Linked DNA regions of Homo sapiens: region 1 is linked to region 2. A link is a loop called in an ENCODE intact Hi-C map of the cell type or tissue named here. Cell type or tissue: GM12878. All regions are shown on one strand. Each heading gives the region's core, and the rest is flanking DNA. Links, peaks and the distances in the headings are about the cores only. Region 1 overlaps SLC7A11 (solute carrier family 7 member 11). Region 2 overlaps LINC00616 (long intergenic non-protein coding RNA 616).

What was found. Peaks named below come from ENCODE experiments on the same cell type or tissue, not always from the same donor. Only the 100,000 strongest peaks of a DNase experiment are listed, where the experiment ranks them.
Region 1: it touches region 2 in a loop (2.1-fold over the local background); 4 of 110 quality-filtered maps call a loop at or near these places.

What each region holds. Positions count from the first base shown.
Region 1 is chr4:138,185,165-138,195,054 of GRCh38, forward strand. It overlaps SLC7A11 (solute carrier family 7 member 11), which reads right to left. Exons shown (of 12, transcript NM_014331.4): 7 at 1-80. Among named protein-coding and RNA genes, the nearest start is that of SLC7A11, 52 kb to the right of the region's middle. RefSeq lists an enhancer at 5,505-5,564. In GM12878, for the core only: no CTCF peak of the experiment used is centred there; DNase peaks (open chromatin) are centred at 5,397 and 7,138; H3K27ac peaks cover 2,577 bases.
Region 2 is chr4:138,108,720-138,118,609 of GRCh38, forward strand. All of the region lies in intron 3 of LINC00616 (long intergenic non-protein coding RNA 616), which reads right to left. The region is part of intron 3 of SLC7A11-AS1 (SLC7A11 antisense RNA 1); the gene reads left to right. Among named protein-coding and RNA genes, the nearest start is that of LINC00616, 17 kb to the right of the region's middle. RefSeq lists an enhancer at 4,491-5,400. In GM12878, for the core only: no CTCF peak of the experiment used is centred there; a DNase peak (open chromatin) is centred at 5,922.

The sequences.
Region 1 (9,890 bases), core at 632-8,631, 76 kb after region 2:
TCGTAAAGTAGGCCACATTTGTCAGCACATAGCCAATGGTGACAATGGCCATGGATATACATATTGCAAGGGGAATGGTTCTGAAATGCACAAAGGAATCACTTATTCATTATCTTTTGTTAGCCATTCTCTGATACCGAAGAAAATAACAGGCTAATTCAAATGAAGAATATAATGGTATCTACAATAATTATAGGCTCTGTTGGGTATGTATAAACATTTCATCAGGGCAAAAAACCACATATTCCTTTGTAACTTAATAAGGTCCATGGGGGCAGATACTTCGTCTGTCTTGTCTATTGCTATACCCCAGAACATATGGATTTATGTCATTCATGTACTCCGTAAATGCTACAGCAGTGTTTCTCATACTTGAGATGCATCAGAATCACCTGCAGGGCTTGTTAAAACACAGACTGCTGAGCTCCACCCCACAGTTTCCAATTCAGTAGGATCTGCATTCCTTATATGTTCCTAGGTGATTCTGAGGCTGCTGATCAGGCCACACTTTGAGAACCACTGTCCTATAAACATTTCTAATACTAATTCACTGCCTTGACACCTTTCTAACACTAGTCCTTTAAAACACTTTTCACATTCAATGTTTTTTCCATCAATAGCTTTCATTCCCACCAAATAAACGCACACTTTTGGAAGTATGATAGTGGGATATATCTACCTTTCTAAATGTGGCCATAATTTTGTATATAAGACAAGAAAGCACAGAAGTGTTCACAATAATGACTTTGCACTGCCCTGCTGTGAGTTCAAAGGAAGCTCAAGATCGTGAGTATCTAATAATGCAACAGCGCAGATAATCCCATGAAATTAGAGGTGACATGCTGTGAAGTACGGACGACCGGACAGTGCTGACATTATGTGGCATCAAGAAGTACCCGACACAAATGCAATATTATGTCTTCATTTAATGCACTGGGAAAGCCAGGAAGTTACTGACCCTAATAATTTGATTCCACGTTACCAATACACATTACTTGCTTAACATAATCGCCTCTTCAGACTCTCTCCAGTTCAGGCAACTTAAACCTTCAACTGCCTGCACAAAGGCTGATCGTTTTTCAGCCATAGTGCTTATCAGCCCTCACGGAGCCTTCACCCTGCTGGGTGCCACTAATGAAGACCTCAATATAATTTCTTCCAAGATGAAAATGCAGTTCAGAATCAGGGGGGAAAAGGCACAGCCTGCCTCACTACCCAAGCTGGGTGTTTTTAGCACACTAAGTCCCAGCACATTATACCGAACAGCGATATCCCCTGTTGAAAACATGCTAGCCTAGCCAGTCAGCAACTGTCATTCATTATGCTGCTTGGAGCCTGACACTTCCCCGGATTCCCAAAGCCTTCAGCCTTGATGAGGAAACACATTGACCTCTAAATCCTGACATCCTAATATGAAAGTAGCAGATGGTCCCCTTCCCTAGTGTGAAGAGGGTCCTGTGGAATTTTCTGTTAACACTATAACATGCACTGCTAGTTGTGGTTGATAAATGCTACATTTAAGTAAAGAAAATCACTGAGCCAATCAAATATAAAAGGATAAATGGCATAAAGCAAATTAAAGATGAATTCTGTTTCTTCGTAAGAAGGGCTATTGTAAATGCAAAAGGGTAAGAAGGAGAACATGAAGGTGTATACACAGCTTTTCAACCACTCAGTGTATTATTTTGACCTTGAATCCTTTCAGCTTTTATAAGATCCCCATATGGGGAGTAAATTCTTTCTATGGAGGAGAGAGGAAGAGAGGAAAAGAAGAAGAGAAAAAGACTCTCTGTTCCTTGCAAGCATATGCTTAAGGTATATAAAGTTTCCATTGATAAAAAATGAAGTGACATTATTAATTGCAGTGAAGTAACCTATCCAAAACAGAGAGTACGGTCACATCACATGATGCTGCAAAATAGCAGAAAGAAGTAAGTCTGAAATTTGGGATTGTGGCTCTCCCAGCATAGAATTTACCTTCCCAGTCCAGCTCCTCCAAGTCAGCCCCCTGCCTGTTTCCTGCCTAGACATTACAGTCTCTCTGAGGGCCGTTTCCTAAATTGATCTAAGCAGAAGGGAACCTAGAAAATCTAACCTTCTAGGTTGGTTTCCCTTCATTCTGTTTGTTAATAACAAAAATAACAGGAGCAGCTGCTACCATTGGGCTGCTATGTGCCCAACATTTTATTAGGCACTTTACATACGTGTCTCCTTTTGTCCTTAGAAAATTCTGTGAGTTAGGAACATCAGCACATTTTATATATGAGAAAAATAAAGTCTTCGAGAGCTTAAATAACTATTTAAGGATACACAATTAGTAAGTGGAAGCCCCAGAATTCAGGTGCATACACACCCTACCTTGAAATTCGGGCATTTGGACCACCAAAGTGTATTCACTTTCAAGCATGTGGGTCCCTCAACTCTATTACTTTTAAGGAAAATCATGGTTGTTTAATATAAAGTTTATTAGAGCTTTTATCAAACTAGTATTTCTCATGTATTCTTTAACACTACAGTTTTATCTATCATAAAGAAGGGGGCAAACTGATTTCATGATTTTTATCACTTTTCTGTGTAACATGAATTGTAATGTCAAGTGAATGTTTTCAAATCGTTTCACTGTTTGGGAAATAGAATTTTAAAATTATGTATTATTTAAAAGAAAACAGAAGCTCACAATAAATTTCCCTAAAAAAACTTTTTTTTATAGAGAAGGAGGGAAGGTAACCATGCCTCAGATAAACAGAAACAGACTAACAATCTTACTATCAGCCAAATATACTACACAGATATTAGTGAGAAAAATAACAGCTTAAAATATAAACAAAGGAGAAAGAGTCTAATCTTGTTGCAATGCACAGCATATCCAGTAATTTCTCTATAATTATTCTTTTTTAAAAAAATTTTCTTTTTTTTTAAGATAGAGTCTCACTCTGTCGCCCAGACTTGAGTGCAGGGGCACAATCTCAGCTCACTGCAACTGCTGCCTCCCAAGTTCAAGCAACTCTCCTGCCTCAGCCTCCCAGTAGCTGGGATTATAGGCACCCATCACTATACCCAGCTAATTTTTTTATCTTTATTAGAGACAGGGTTTCACCATGTTGGCCAGGCTGTTCTCAAACTCCTGACCTCTAGTGATCCTCCTGCCTCGGCCTACCAAAGTGATGGGATTACAGGCATGAGCCACGACGCCCAGCTGATAATTAGATGGAATTAAGCAATAGCAAGTTGGTTGGGGTATGGCAAAATAGCCACTAGCTTCCATTCTTAGGTTCCATTTCACTTTGACAGAGGGAAGGGGGTGGGGAGGTTCTCTTGGCTGTTTTGGCATAAACAGCCATTATTGACAGAGGAGAGCAGTTGACTCCTTCAGAAGAGCTTGGTCCTACACAGTTAACTCTAGGTTTCAGGTATCAAAGTGTAAGAGCCACTGGGTGAACTGATAAAAGCTATTAGGCCATGCCTGAGCAATCTTTCTGGAGGCTTTAGACGCACAGCGCAGATAGCATTACTAGTAACCCAAGATTAAGGCAAATGGCACTTGATAATGAAGGGAATTAGAGGAAGGAACCAGTAGGCCACGGATATTTCAAAGCCTCTGTGTTCTTGTGAGGTATCCACCAATCCTAAATGCAACAAAAGCATAATTTTTAAGCTGAGTAAAAATGACTCACTCTTAACAAAATTAAGTTCTATTCTTTCTCAAATGTTAGTACATGTTTGTTATGACTAACGAAATACCATTTACAAGAGTTACTTAATCCTAACAGCTTTTTGTCATATATGCTCTTTTCAATTAACAGGCATTAAGTATGTGAGAGTCTGCTATTTTTATTAGTTGTAAATGGTCTTCAGTCGAAAAGGTCTTGGATAGTCTTCTTTTCTTATGGGCTTATTTTAAATTGGCACTTACAACCAGTCTACGTCACACATACTTGCTTTATTTGAAATTGTTAAATGGAAATCTCTAAAACATGTGCTTAGAAGCATTTTTGTTCCGAGTGATAGGCCTCCCCAGAAATGAAAATGGCCCTATAATGATGGCAGGCAACTTATGTTTGTATAATCTACAAAGCACTGGCAAATACATCTTATTTTATCTTTAAATATATGCATGTCATTTTAAATCGTTTGTGGAATGAGAAGGAGCATGGGCAAACAAAATTTACAACAACCCATGGAAACAGGAAGTAATACCCGCAATTTTTAAACAAGAAAACCAAGGCTCAGAGAGGTTGAGTGACATAACCAAGGTCACAAAAGTAGTAAGCGGGAGGGCTGGAACCAGAACCCACCTCTTCTGGCCCTGAGTTCCACACGCATGGTATATCTTGTCACAATGTCATGGCTGCTTTGTGCCTGCTTTAACTCTAGGTACAAGGCCCCCAGGACCTTTACATGCTGACAAACATGTATTATATTTTATATAAATGAGGCAAATATTAGAAGACTAATTGTCATGGTGTGACACATTTTAAGCCAAGTATACTTTTCTTCACATCTAATAGTAGAAATAGTAGAAAAAACATTCACACCACAAGTAAACTTGCAAATAATGCAGAATAAGGTGCATTTTTTAAAGCATGCTTTGCAACTCTATCATGGAGCATCAGAAATGACTATTGTTTCCAGTGCATCATTTTCGCTAAAAGTGATCCTTGCTATGAAAATGAAATGAGTAAACCTAGCTTGATTCTCCAGAGAAGTCAAGGAGACCTGAAGGTTAGAAGGATTTCTGACATTCAGCCCACATGAGTGGTCTGAATTACATGAGTAATTCTCTAATCGTCTGAATTTAGGATATTTCAAGATTATTTTATAACATGAATACAGTCTTCTGAGATTTGTGCAAGTCCAAATAGATCATATACACTCCCCTCTGTTGGACACATACAATGGTGACTACAGAACTCATGGATCCCGGGGCATCTAAGCTTGTCTTTGTGCTGTGGGGCTAGGCATGAGGATAGGCAGTTCTGTCAAAACCTACATTTGTGTGTTCTGGAGAGAAATGGTTGATGCTTCACATTTCTATTTAAAAATTCTAAATATTTTAACAAATGTACTTGGCATTCAGAAAAAAAGAAAGGAGGGAAAGAGAAAAAATTAAGAAGAACAAAAAATGGCAAATACCTTAAAATGTAAGATTTAAAACATAAAGGGAAACTGGGGACTATTTCTTTACATACAATTGACATGGAGCTGTAATTTATCTCAACATAAAGTACTTATAATTATATTAAGTACCTTTTGATTCAAAGCATTTATTTTTGAATCATACTTGTTTCACATTTTCTTTACAGTGACCCTGTAAAGACCTTGAAAGCTTTTCTGTAGGTCTGACCCAGAAATGACGCAAACATCTCTCACTTCTCTCTTTTCAACCCACCAATTTACTTTTTTGCAGAAGTACTCTATCTTATTACCACAGCTGTTAATTTTATTCTACCCTTCAAACTTCAGTCATGTGTTGCAGACAAAAAAAGTAAATGAGTACATTTCAAAGAAAAGCTATCCGTATTTTTCATTCACATGAGTTTTCTTCCATACATTTTGACATACTTTCCCTGACTCTTGCTCACACTAAACTCTCCAGAGACCCCTTGACATGGAACAGTCCTATCTGCCTCTCTGATTTCTGACATTTCTAGCAGGGATTGAAGTACAAGTAAGCGTTCAAGAAAACAAATAGTTTTCCAGACATGAAAAAAATTGGACTACAGATGACTGAGAGCATCTGTAGAAGAACACACATTTCTTTGTGTGTTTTCAGTGATTTTGCCTCACTGTCATTTAGTGCTATGGCAGTAACTCTAGTTTTCTACTGAGTGGGAATTTGGCTATTAAAAACATTATAAATGAAATGTATTTGAAGAGACATAGCACATAGTTGCAGGGAAGGCATAGGTGGTCACTGAAAAAAATATAGCAAGAGAAAGAAAACATTCAATAAGCCTATTTATGAACATTTTTTAAAGGTCTGTGGTTCATGTTCATGCTTAATGATGATTCTGGGCCAAGGCTGAACAAAGTGATGGGCCGAGCATATTGTTACATAAATGTGCACAGTGATCTCACTGATTTCCAGCATCAAACACCTGCCCTCTGCTTCTTACTGAACCACGGCAAGGCTATGGGTGTTTTCACTGAGACATTTTAAATTTCAATACCACTGATGTCTAATCTAAATCTCACCATTCTCCATTGTCCACAGATGAAGAACTCCATAAAAGAAGAGAAGACAGAGAGACCTGTAGGGAGATGTAAGAAATGAACAGACAAAGATTAAAAGACTGCAGGGTTGAAGGAAGCTCATGGAAAAATGTGCAGAGATGCATAAAGGAAGGAGAAAAGTGCAGCAAAGCCACATAGAAAAATGGCCAGAAGGGTCACTCTTAGCCACCACCACACAGAGAAATGAACTAAAATGAAAACTCACAACTCAGGAATATGGAATAATAAGCAATCAGAAACATAAATATAAGCAGTTTTATCTATTCATTATTTTTATTCTACTATTAGAATAAATTCATGACTAAATAAAATTATTCAGCAAAATGTAGCTTGAGAGTAAATTTTCATTTGCTTGCATTTCATACACACAAAAAATTTGCATTGTCTGCATCTCATTTTTTCTCATTTTCTAAAGACTTAGAGTTTGTCTTCCAGATACATTACAGTTATCCATATTTATCATGGATAAACACAAACATATTTGTAGGGAAGTTCTAGTGTACAAAAGCAAAATTGGTTTTAAATAAAATACTAACAAAAAACTAAGAACACAAAATATTTTAATAGTAATAAATTAAATTTTACACTGATGTTCAATTCTTGTATCTCTTAGGTTGTTTTTAATTTTTTAAAAAAATTTATTATTTTCCTCAGGATTTGGTCTACACAACACTAAGATAATGCAACATTTCGGTAAACGATTTTTATAATAGTGTTTCTAAGATTCAGATTTACAGCTCAGACAACCAACTACTCACCAAAAGTCTGTTTTCTCTTTCCAAAGTATAAGTTATTTATGAGAAGCAGCTACCAAAACAGACACCACATTTCCCAGCCCCTCTTTTATCTAGGAGGGGCAAGTGACTCATTCTTGCAAACAGAATGTGAGTAGATGTGTCATTGAAGACCAAGGTGGTTAAGTGTGTCACCTTGTGACATTCTTTTCCTGAGTGAGCTAGTTGCAAAGGACCTATAGCATGACAAAGCCACATGATGAAAGGAATACGGGTCACAGAATAAACGTGAAAGCCTACTGGTGGCCAGGGACACCAATAATGGAGTGTTATATAATTTTTAAAAATAAACTTTTGATTGTTTAAAGCCATTGAAATTTTGTGGGTTGTCTGTTGTAACAGCTAGCATTATTCTAACTAATAAAAGAATGAAGGACCTCATTATATCAAGACTTTTTTGTAGCTTTTAATTAGTCTATACAAGACTTAAAGTGGGTCCTCATTAAATTTTATTGTATAGTATATTATTTATGAGACAAGCATATGATATAAAATTATTAAAATGATGTCCTAAATTACAATATCAAATAAAAACTGATTTTCATCTTTAAAAGCTAGGAGAGAAAATAATTATTATTCTTACTTCCCCAAAACAGAGGAAAGATAGACCCCATTGTTTGCTATTTTGAAATTTAAAAATCTGTTGCATTTCTGAAAACTGCCACCCATCCAACAAAGAACAAAGTACAATTGCCTCTTGTTTTGCCCAAGGACTCATAATAAGACAAGCAACGTTAAGTAAATATACTCTTATGCTAAAAACAAGGCAACATAAAATAGATATATATGTTTTGGCATGGTAAATGGGAATGAGGTTCAAAATTCCCTTAGACAGTAAACGCATGTCTTAGAAGGAACTGACAACACTTATACTATACACACACAACCAGGCCCCATCACATTTCTGCTGCATAATAAGAAATGAAACAAGTAAACATGGAGACATTCAATCCCACCAAACGAACTACTGCTTCTACCACCCAAAATTGCCTCCAACATTTCTGACCAAAAAAGGCAAGTGCAACTAATATTGATCATTTCACTTTGATATCTAGTGATCAACTAAACAACTGGCTTTCAAGTAGGGTGCTCTGGGAATTAGAATATAAGATAAGCAATGGGATTATAGACTATCCTGTTCTCACTCATTTCAACCAGATGAGTCCTCTCTTACTAGTTTTATGTATTGACATTCTATCAAAGAAAGATGTGTTCCAGTAGTTGAGGTAGGTTTTAAAATCACTGTTCTAGATGCTCAAAGTCATGTCTTTACATCACTTTGTGGACCCAATGCTGGCTTCCTATAGTTTAAAATATATAGGAATTGGGCCTGGTGCAGTGGCTCACACCTGTAATCCTAGCACTTTGGGAGGCTGAGGCGGGTGGACCTGAGGTCAGGAGTTTGAGACCAGGTTGGCCAATATGGTGAAACCCCATCTCTACTAAAAATAGAAAAATTAGCCAGGCATGGTGGCAGGCACCTGTAATCCCAGCTACTTGGGAAACTGAGGCAGGAGAATCGCTTGAACCCGGGAGGCGGAGGTTGCAGTGAGCCAAGACTGTGCCACTGCACTCCAGCCTGGGCAACAAGAGTGAGACTTCATCTTAAATAAATAAATAAAATATAGATGAGTTGGCTTTATAAAATGCCTAAATATGAATGATTATATAGGTATGTATGCACATATTTGACCCTAAAATTGAAAATAATTTTTCACTGCAATAAATCTCTATTCATACTCTTAGAGTAATTAAGGGAAAAATAATTTTAGCAAATGAAGCTAATGTTAGTAGGAAAAGTATAAAATTGATAGGGAAGCCAATAGAAATGGCCTGGCTTTAGTTAAAGTGGTAAATCCACATGCCAAGGCCACAGAGGACATGACATAGCAGCTGAATGGAGCAGAGGGAAAGGTGGGAAAGAGAAAAAAACAGAGTTGATGGGCTAAGCACCCTGCCAGTTCAGAGAGATAATATGTCACTGTCAAGAAAGTGGTGATGAAGACTCCTGGTTGGAACAGTTGACAGTTTCCTGAAAAGGTCACAAAGGCTCTCAGAATGGCAGAACCTCCTGTAAGCCCTCCCTCTCCTCTCCTCAGGCTGTCCATTTATAAAGATTCATATTCCCCGCAGAAATGGAAATGTTGTGATCTTTTATCTTTCAGCTCAAAAGTTAAAACTTTTGAAAAATAAGCTTTTGTGCATTCATTTTGTATTTACTAATGCCTTTTCTTAGACTACAAAGATTCATGTCCCTCTCTTTAGGAACATTTTTCTCAAGTCAAGTGCCACTATCTAATGGCTCAGGGACTCTCTGCCCAAGGGAAACAAAAGTGGTTCATACAATTGTCCATCTCTTAATTTCTCTTTGCTTCCATCATTTCCCTCAGCTTTATACTCTAAATTCCCACAACCAAGAAAAATGTCTATATATACCATCCCAAATGTAAATTGTCTTTTGGTGACATCTTTTCTCTGGAGTTCTGTCTCTGATATTTGTATTCACTTGATTTCACAGAATTATGGAAAAGTCTGGGTCTAGTCATGTCCCCATCACTAGCAGAAACACAGATTACCAAATCTCTCTGGACTTACACTTCCCCATGAGTTGACAAGGGTGTTGAATTAATGAAATCTAAAGTTCGTTTTCTTGAAAGTTCATTATTTAATAATTTTAGCACATAAAGCTAATCCCTAAAGATTGTTTAATAGAATTCTTTGAAAACTCAGTTAAGCCCACTTGCTCATGTAACAGAGCATCCTAAGGAAGTTTCTGCATTTATTTTGCTCTGTCATTCACAGGAGAGAATAGGATGCCAACTTTACAATCTCTTCTCCTGTCTTCTGAAGATGTGATTCTGT
Region 2 (9,890 bases), core at 1,317-9,316:
GTGGCTCCCACCCAGAGGCAGACTCAGCACAAGAGAACCATTTTCCACACCCTTATGATTTCATCCCAAACCAATCAGTAGCACCCATTCCCTAGCCCCATGCCCACCAAACTATACTTGAAACACCCTAACCTCCAAGCCTTTGGGGAGATTGGTTTGAGTAATAACCCCATCTTCAGCATAGCTCCTCTTGCATCAATGAAACTCTTTCTTTGGTGCAATACTGTGGTCTCAGTGAATTGATTTTGTGTGTGCAGTTGGCAGAAAAAAATCCTATCAGGCAATTACAAAAGATATTGCATTCACATAGTCCAAAATCCAAACATATTTAGAGGCAGGTAGTGAAAAGTCTCCTTTGCACTATTGTTTCATGCTGTTCCCTTTCACTTCTCATTGGCTAACTTTGTGTTTCCAAAAATATTTATGCATAAATTAGCAAAGACAAGTTTGCTCTGGTTTTACACAAATAGTAGGGTGCTATGCAGTGTGTTCTGAACACTGCTTTTTTCCACTAAATGATTGTGTTTTGGAGAGAGGTGTTTTCATATTAGTATAGAGAGTATAGCATTATTCCCATATAGCTGTATAGTATTTTATGTCAGGGTTGTAGTATAGTATATTTAATCACTCTCCTATTTATGAAACTCTAAATGATTTTTAACTTTTGTTATTATGAGCAATGATGGAATTAATAGTCCTGTACATATGTCAGAGGCATTTGAACCAGAGCAACTCCATTTTGAGTGAGGGCTAGGAAAATGAGTCTGGGACTTGCTGGGCTACATTTCCAGAAAATGAGGCATCCTTAGCCTCTAGAGGTTTATGGTTAAGGGAACAAATTAATAATGCTTACGAAACAGACCCAGACTTGGGAGTGTCCAGATATCCTGCTATCTGGAGAACAAAGGCATTCATAGTTTTGCTTTAAAGATAATAGTATCAATTATTGCAAAATATAGTAATTAATAAAATTAATCCTTTATCACAAACTCTTGTAGCAGAGCACATCTCCCCAAGATCTATTTTTATCCTATGTATATATATACATATATATACAAGCATTGTAACTAGGGTGGACACGTTCCTCCTCTTACTTTCAGGAACGTCCTATTCTGTCTATGGAGTAGCTGTCCTTTCACCACTTTACTTTCATTTATTTAATTAATTTTGTTTTGTTTTGTTTGTTTGTTTGTTTTTTTGAGACAGAGTCTAGCTCTGTTGCCCAGGCTGGAGTGCAGTGGCATGATCTCGGCTCACTGTAACCTTCGCCTCCTTGTTCAAGCAATTCTCCTGCCTCAGCCTCCCGAGTAGCTGGGATTACAGGTGCACACCACCATGCCTGGCTAATTTTTGTTTTTTTAGTAGACTTGGGGTTTTCCATGCCAGGCTAGTTTCGAACTCCTGACTTCAAGTGATCTGTCACCTTGGCCTCCCAAAGTGCTAGGATTACAGGCATGAGCCACCATGTCTGGCCCACTTTACTTTCTTAATAAACTTGCTTTTGCTTTGCACTGTAGACTTGCCCTGAATTCTTTCTTGCATGAGATCCAAGAACCTGCTCTTGGGGTCTGGATTGGGACCCCTTTCTGTAACACATATATCATTTTGCAAAAACATACTAGTATACTCACAGAATAAATTGGAATTGTTCCATCAGAGAGTATAAAATTATGGTAAATATTTTCATTTATTCTCCATATGTGTTGTACCAATTTATACTTTCTCAAGCAATATGTGAAGTTCACATTTCTCCCACATTCTTGATAAGACTGTGTATCAAACTTACATATCTTTATCAATCTTTATAGGTGAGAGATGTTATTGCAGTGTAATTTTATGTTTTATTTCTTTCATTATGATTCAAGTTCAGCACCTTTTCATATTTTAAGGGTTATGTGTATCTCTTTTTAATGAATTATCTGCTTATATAATTTTCACATTTTTCTAGTAGGTAATTAGTCTTACTCATTTATGGAAACCTTTTACATATTAAGAAAATTAGATCTGTTTTGTTTTTATATGAGTTACAATTTTTTCCAGTGTATGCTTTCTTCTTTTTGACTCTGCTACTAATAACCCTCCTTACTTTCTAGTTGTTGTAGGGGAGAAAAAATAATTTTCCCTACAATTCATATTTCTCATGTGGGACTCTCTCTAACAAAAGATACATTAATAGCAGGAAAATAAACACGTTTATTAACATGTATATTTTTATATGAGACAGCTAGGAAATGAGTAATTCTCTAGAGTAGATCTCAAAGAAAAGCATTTAAACTTCAGGCTTACATACCATTGTTCTCTGAAACAAAGAAAGAAGGATGTGGGGAAAGGCCTGGTTATGATATGACCAGGAAAAGCACCTTAAACAAAGATAAGGTTTGTTATGCAGATTTAAGTCAATATCTTCTCCAATTACTCATCTCTCTCTTCAGGGTGCAGAGAGGGAGACACCCTTACAAATAGAGATTTTCATTATAGATGTCAATTTCTCTTACAAAGGATCAACTTTTCAGAGCTGCTTTTATGTCTGCAGTTTCTCAAAATAATATGCCACAGAGGCATATTTTAGGGTTGTATATACTGGTCTCCTACAATCATATTTTGGGATGATGTGAGCCCCATCACTGCCTGTGAACTATTCATTTTGTAACCACCCAACTGGTTCTTCTTGCCTGCTGCCCAGATAAAGCTGATTTATCAAGACAAGGGAAATACAAGACAGAGTTTAATACACATAGAGCCAGCTAAACAAGAGACAAGAGTTTTATTATTACTCAAAGCAGCCTCCCAAAAATTTGGAGGCTAGGGTTTTTTAAAGCTAATTTGCGAGGGTTGAAGCTGTTCTCTTGCACTGAGTAGGTTCTTGGGTGGGGACAACAAGACCAGATGAGCCAGTTCACCAGTCTAGGTGGCGCCAGCTGATCCATCGGAATGTACTTCCTAAGAAATACCACAAACACCAAGCTTAGGTTTTACAATAGTAATGTTGTCTATAGGAGCAACTGAGGGGGTTGGTGATCTTGTGGCCTCTGGCTGCATGACTCCTGAGCTGTAATTTCTAATCTTGTGGCTAATTTGTTAGTTTTTCAAAGGCAGTCTGGTTCCCAGGCCAGGAGGGATTTTGTGTCAGGAGAAACTGTTGTCATCTTTGTTTCAAAGTTAAAGTATAAATGAAATTCCTCCAAAAGTTAGCTTGGCCTTCTCCCAGGAATGAACAAGGGCAGCTTAGAGGCTAAAAGCAAGATGAAGTTGGTTAGGTCAGATCTCTTTCACTGTCATAATTTTCTCACTGTTATAATTTTTGCAAAGGCAGGTGTAATTTATTATAGAACTCACCATACTACGTCATAATTCTTTCTACATTTGCTATCAGACTTTGAGGATCTCAAGAGCAGGTATCTTATTCAACTTTTCATGCCTCTTGTACATTAGCTTACCAGGTACTGAACATGAACCACAAATTTTTTTAATGAATTATTGTGTGCTTATTTTTTCTTTTGGGCTTAAATTCATGTTAAATTTTTAATGATTACATTGGTATTAGCTACATTTAACAGCATTTACAGCTTTGTTTTGTTGTGGCCCTACTTCTTCTTTTTCCTATTCTACTGATATTTAGTTCAATCAATTATGTAGGAGACCAGAATATGCCACCCTGAAATATGACTCCTTAGCATAAGGATTATTTTGAGCTGGTTATTTGAAGGTACCACAGACACATGAGAAGCCCTAAAAATAGAGTACAGGTTACCCTTTTGTAAAGGGAAATTTACATTTATAAAGAAAATCTCCACTGGTAAGGGTGTCTTCCTCTCTGTACCAGGAGCGAATGACTTTAAATCATTAGAGATTGTTATCAATAGACAAGGCACTGACTTAAATCTGCATAACAAACCTTACCCTTGTTTTCCATGCTTTTCCTGGTTACCGCCACATTACTGGTCCTCCAACTCTCTTTTTTCTTTTTTTCAGTAGAGGATGGTATTTAAGCCTGAACTAAGCCCACATCTTTGAGATTGACTAATTTCTGTGAATATCTAGAATGAATGTGTATCTAAGGATTAAATGTTAATAAACTTCTATTTGTTTTTCTCCTCTTAATCTATCTTTTGTTACTGGAGGGACTAGTTAAGAACTCAGAAAAAGTAGAGAAAAAAATTATTTTCTACCTTTACAACAAGCAGAAATTATTCAGCAGATTGGTGTTACGCGCGTAGGGGTGAAGAGACCATCAAACAGGCTTTGTGTGCGCAATAAAGCTTTTTAATCACCTGGGTGCAGGCGGGCTGAGTCCAAAAAAAGGAGTCAGCAAAGGGAGATGGGGTGGGGCAGTTTTATAGGATTTGGGTAGGTAGTGGAAAATTACAGTTAAAGAAAGTTGTTGGCTTGCGGCCAGGGGCGGCGGTCACAAGGTGCTCCATGGGGAGCTTCTGAGACTCATTGTCCAGGAGAAGGAATGTCACAAGGTCAATTGATCAGTTAGGGTGGGACAGGAACAAATCACAATGGTGGAATGTCATCAGTTAAGGCAGGAACTGACTATTTTTTACTTCTTCTGTGGTTCTTCAGTTGTTTCAGGCCATCTGGATGTATACGTGCAGGCTTGGTCTCAGAGGCCTGACAACTGGTTTTTATTCGGAGTACAATTTAAAAATATCAGCAGGAAAAGATGTGTGTGTGTGTGTGCCTATGTATGTGTGTTTATGTGTATGGGGTGGAGGTGGAAGAGGCAAGCTCACATAACCAACCATTTAAGGCTCTAAGTTTCTTTTTAATCTATAAGATAAATAAGTGCCAGAATAAAGTATCCTAGAACATACTGAAGATTTCATGCCAAGATCCCTAGTCCCAGAAAGCTATTTTGAAATGACACTTTGAAGTAAATCAATGGAAAATTCAAGGAAATGAAAGGCCTGCGCTTCAAAAAATCCAACATCAATCAGTACTACTGCTAGGTATCCTTTATTTTCCTCCTTACATATTGTACATACAAGTTGTAGGATAGCTTTTTACAGGAAAAGGGTAAAAATTATTTAATTTTCTATAACTTCAGCCACTTATTCTCATGCTATGGCTTTTCAAATGTTTATGTATTTGAATGAAAACACAGTAACTCCTCCACCTGTCTTTAAAACAAAGGTGGTTATATACCTGGTCTGCAGGGGCAGAGGGAAGGTGTGGAACTTAATATTAAATGTTCATCCATAATTTTCACTTTGCTTCAGACCTTGATGAGGAGTCAAGATGGCCTCTTGCTTTGTTTGGTTTTGAGGTCTTCATGCTAGCATGCAGTTGTGTAAGAGCAATTTACCGTGACTCACCTTTCTTTTTTTTTTCTGGCACAAAAAATAAAGTTTTCCTATGGTGCTCAATAGCACTCAAATGTGCCAGGGCAAAGGCCTCTTTTTTAAAAAAATGAAATAAAACATATGGAAGGAAACTAAGAACTCTTGTCAAAATTATTCCACTGTGAAATTAGTTACATTCCACAAGAAAATATAATCATGCCAAGGGTTATTTTCTTCAGTGACTCTCACATAAACTACAGCAGGAAAAAAAAAATCTGGTGTTCAGCTTCATAAGCTGTCAGTGCCATTGGCTACCTAAACCCATTCATATTTGATTATTTTCAGTCCACTGCCATTTCTATACAGCCCTGGTGGATATTTCCTTGATTCATTAAATAAAACATTCCCATCAGCCTATTATTGTGTTGCTGCTGTCCTTGCTATAATTAACACAGCAACAGATTTAAAAACTAATACTTAAAATAACTGGTGTAGAATTCACTTCTAAACAGAATACACATAAAAAAGATTATCCAACAGGGAGCTGCCAAATGTACTGTAAACTGCAAGAGTTTCACATCCTTTAAACACTCGGCAAGATGCTAACTGAACCACATCTCTGCTGTCAGCAGAGCATGAAACTCTGAGATTTGTTTCAGTTTCCATCTAGTCTCTGCCAGTTAAAACTAAAGACTTCCACAGGGTAAATACCTATTCCATTTTTACTGGCATTGCCTACTTTCTCTTTGACAATCTTTATGTTTCCCTCTCAGGAATGCTTGAGCCCTTTATGAATGTGACATTTTGCAAAGCCCTGTGGTCTAATAAACTTTCCCAAATTTCCTCATCATCCTCATCTCCACAAAGTCTTTCTTATGTGCACACAGTTGTGAGTGGCACTATGCAAAGAAAATCTAATAGACCCTATTCTTTTTCCTATAAGAATATATCATGGAGAACACACACACTCATACATATACCCAGTACCTAGAGAGAGAGAGAGCTAAATGCAAACAGTAAGCTCTGCTCAAAATCCTCCATTGGATTCTCGTTTCTTATCAAATCAAATACAATTTTCTCAGCTTGTCACTCAAAGACTTCTACAATATGAGCCTAGATTATCTTTCCAGCCGACAATTTACCAATCTCCTGAGTGTATCTCCTGTTCCTAGTAAACTAGATTACTCACAGTTCCTGTGTTATATGGTGCTTTCCTATTATCTTATCCTGACCCCAGACAGGTAGAAAATCAGGGCCCTGGAGTCAACTAGTCTGGAGTGTGGGATGTTATATGCCTGGTTCAGGGGGAAAGGAGGGAGAGGAATAGAGAAGAGGTATCCCTTGTAATCTTATCAATAGGCAGCTGCTGGGGCACTAGGAAGTGATTTGAGTCAGAGCAACTCTCAGAGTTGCTGATGAGAAAAGTCATGCAGACCATCCAAATAAGTTGTCAGTTTTAATGAGTGCTACAAAAATGAGGATTCCTTAATGAAGCCAGGCACACCGAGAGAGGACAGGACACGTGCTTCAAACTGGAGCGTGTGAGATGCAGGCTAAAGCTCTGTAAATAAGAGTAGAAATGAAATGACTTTTCCTATTGTGACTGCTTCTTTGGGGTCTGGGGACAGAGAGTTAAGGATGTGAACAGAACTGAATGCCACCTGGGCTCTTAGAATGATGGCATTCTTTCTGCATGGAACACCTTTATCCTCTGGTTCAAATCATATCAATTCTTCCAGACCCATTTCAAATATCACCTCTTCCATGAAACCTTTTTTTCTGTCCCTCAAAAGAAGCCATCCTTCCCTCATCTGCACTGTATCAGACATTGTTGATACTTCTTGACAGCCTTCCTTACTAGATTGTGTATTATATTCTTAAATTTGTCTTATACCTTTAATATATTATAAGCACCTTAAGTTATGGATTTACTCTTTCTTAATATCAACTGTAGCAACTACATACTGTGACACATAACTGTTACTCAATAAACATTGTTAACATTATTTTAACTAACATCTGAGAACAGAGAATATTTGCATGACTTACGGAAAAAGAAAAGGGGCATCAGTATCCAAATATACCTCTGGATGTTCTCCCAACTGGCCAGTATCACTGGCATTCCCATATGTTTTATAGAGATAACTAGATATATTCAGCTTATATTGAATATTTATTTATAGTTCCTCATGAACCTAGTCAATCAATCTGAAAAATTTATCATAATAAAAGTATTTACTATAATCTCAAGGCATATGAGGGATGCTGAATAAATATTACCACAAAAATATGCAAATGTCCACTTTAATGTTCTCTTCATTTGTTCCTCATACAACCAGGAGATATATCATACCACCTAAAAGTTGGACCCGAAAACTAATTTATGTTATGCTTTGATTAAAATTTAGTTTGCTTTCATACTTGATTTAACAATCTTTTCTCACTATTTTGTTCTTTTGTTAAATATATCATGTTGGAAGTATATATTTCTTATAAGCTCATAGTAAGATGTATAGGAAAAATCCTACAGTATAAGGAATAAAATCCTTCTTAAATGTTTTCCGTATTAACAGGAAAATTGAGGTCAGATTTTCAACCAAGTATATTGGATATTATGTGATGCATTTTATGTTTTAATATTTATCTCAGTTTTCCTATTTTCCTTTAATTTCTTGCTTTAAAAAAATTGGTATCTTAATCTTACAAGTTAGCCCCTTTACACATTTTTAATAATGCAGAGTATGAATAATAACACATAAAATTAAAGTTATCTAATCTTATTTATACTTTAGTATCCTAAAGTCAAAATGTTACATAGAAGTATAGTATATTATTAAATGAAAAGGAAATGACTATTATAGGTGCATTTTTTTTTAAAATACAATGATTTCAAAACTAGCTCGAGGTTTTAGGAAAAATCTGTCTAATTTGCTCCTAACACTAAGACAAATCTCCTAATTTGTTCCTAACACCAAGACAAGCCATATATTCATTTTTCTCATTATTTAGAATTGTAAATTCACAATTTATAATTGTAGAAAATTGTGGAGTACAATATGATGTTATGATTCATGAATACAATGTGAATAATTAAATCAAACTTGTTAAATCATCCGTTTCCTCAAATACTTAACATTTTTTGGTAGTGAGAACGTTTGACATTTACTCTCAGCAATTTTGAAATGTAGAATACTCCATTATCAACTATTAATATATCCACCACAGTGTGCAATAGATATTTAAAAAAAACCCATATTGATCATCATTTCCCCATTATCCCATCCCTCAACCTCCATAACCACTTTCTACTCTCTTACTTCTATGTGTTCAACTCTTTTAAGATACTATATATAGTCGAGAACACGCAGTATTTGTTTTTCTGGGCCTGTCATATTTCAATTAGCATAATGTTCTCCAATTGCATACATGCAAATAACATTTCCTTCTTTGATAAGGCTGAAGAGTATTCCATTGTGTATATAAACGACATTTTCCTTATCCATTTATCTGTTGATGGACAATTAGATTGATTCTATGACTTGGCTGCTGCAGTGAACATGGGAGTGCACACACCTTCTCAACAAACGTATTTCAAATATTTGGGTAAATACCTAGAAATATGGTTTTTGCCTCATGTAATTCTATTTTTAGTTTTTTAAGGAATTTCCATATAGTTTTTCAAGGTGGTTATACCAGTTTACATTCCCAACAACAGTGTACAAGGGTTTTCTTTTCTCCACATTCTTACTTACCTTTGTTATTGTTTATCTTTTTGATAATAGCCATTCTGACAGATGTGAGATGATATTTCATTCTGATTTTAATTTGCACTTCCCTGATGATTAGTGATGTTGAGTATTTTTTCATATATCTGTTGGCCATTTGTATGTCTTCCTTTAAGAAGTGCTTATTTAGGCCCCTTGCCCATTTTTAAATTGGGCTTTTTGTCTTCTTGCTATTGAGTTGTTTGATCTCCTTATATATTTTGAATATTGACATTTTATCAGATGTTTGGCTTGCAAATATTTTCTTCCAATCCATAGGTTGTTCCCCTATATTAATTGTTTCCTTTGCTGTGCAGAAGCTTCTTAGTTTGATAGAACTCCATTTGTCTATTTTGCTTTTGTTGCATGTTCTTTTGGTGTCAAATCCAAAAAATCATTGCTAAGACAAATGTTGTATAGTTTTCCCCCTGTGTTTTGTCTAGTAGTTTTACAGTTTCTGGTCTTCAGTTTAAGTTTTTAATCCATTTTTAGTTCATTTATGCTGTGAGATAAGGGTCCAATATTGTTCATGTGGATATCTAGTTTTTTCACCACCATATGTTGAAGAGACTATCCTTTTTCCACCATGTATTATTGGCAGGTTTGTTGAAAATCAATCAACTGTGCATGCATTGGTTGATTTCTGGGCTCTCTTCAACCAGTCTGCTGGTTGATACGTCTTTTTTTTTTTTTTCTAGCATCATGCTGTTTTAATTACTAGAGAACTCCCTAGTATTGTTTAAAATCAGCTAGTGTGACACCTCCAGCTTTGTTCTTTTTGCTCATGATTGCCTTTGCTATTCAAGGTTTGTTGTTATTCTATATGAATTTTAGCATT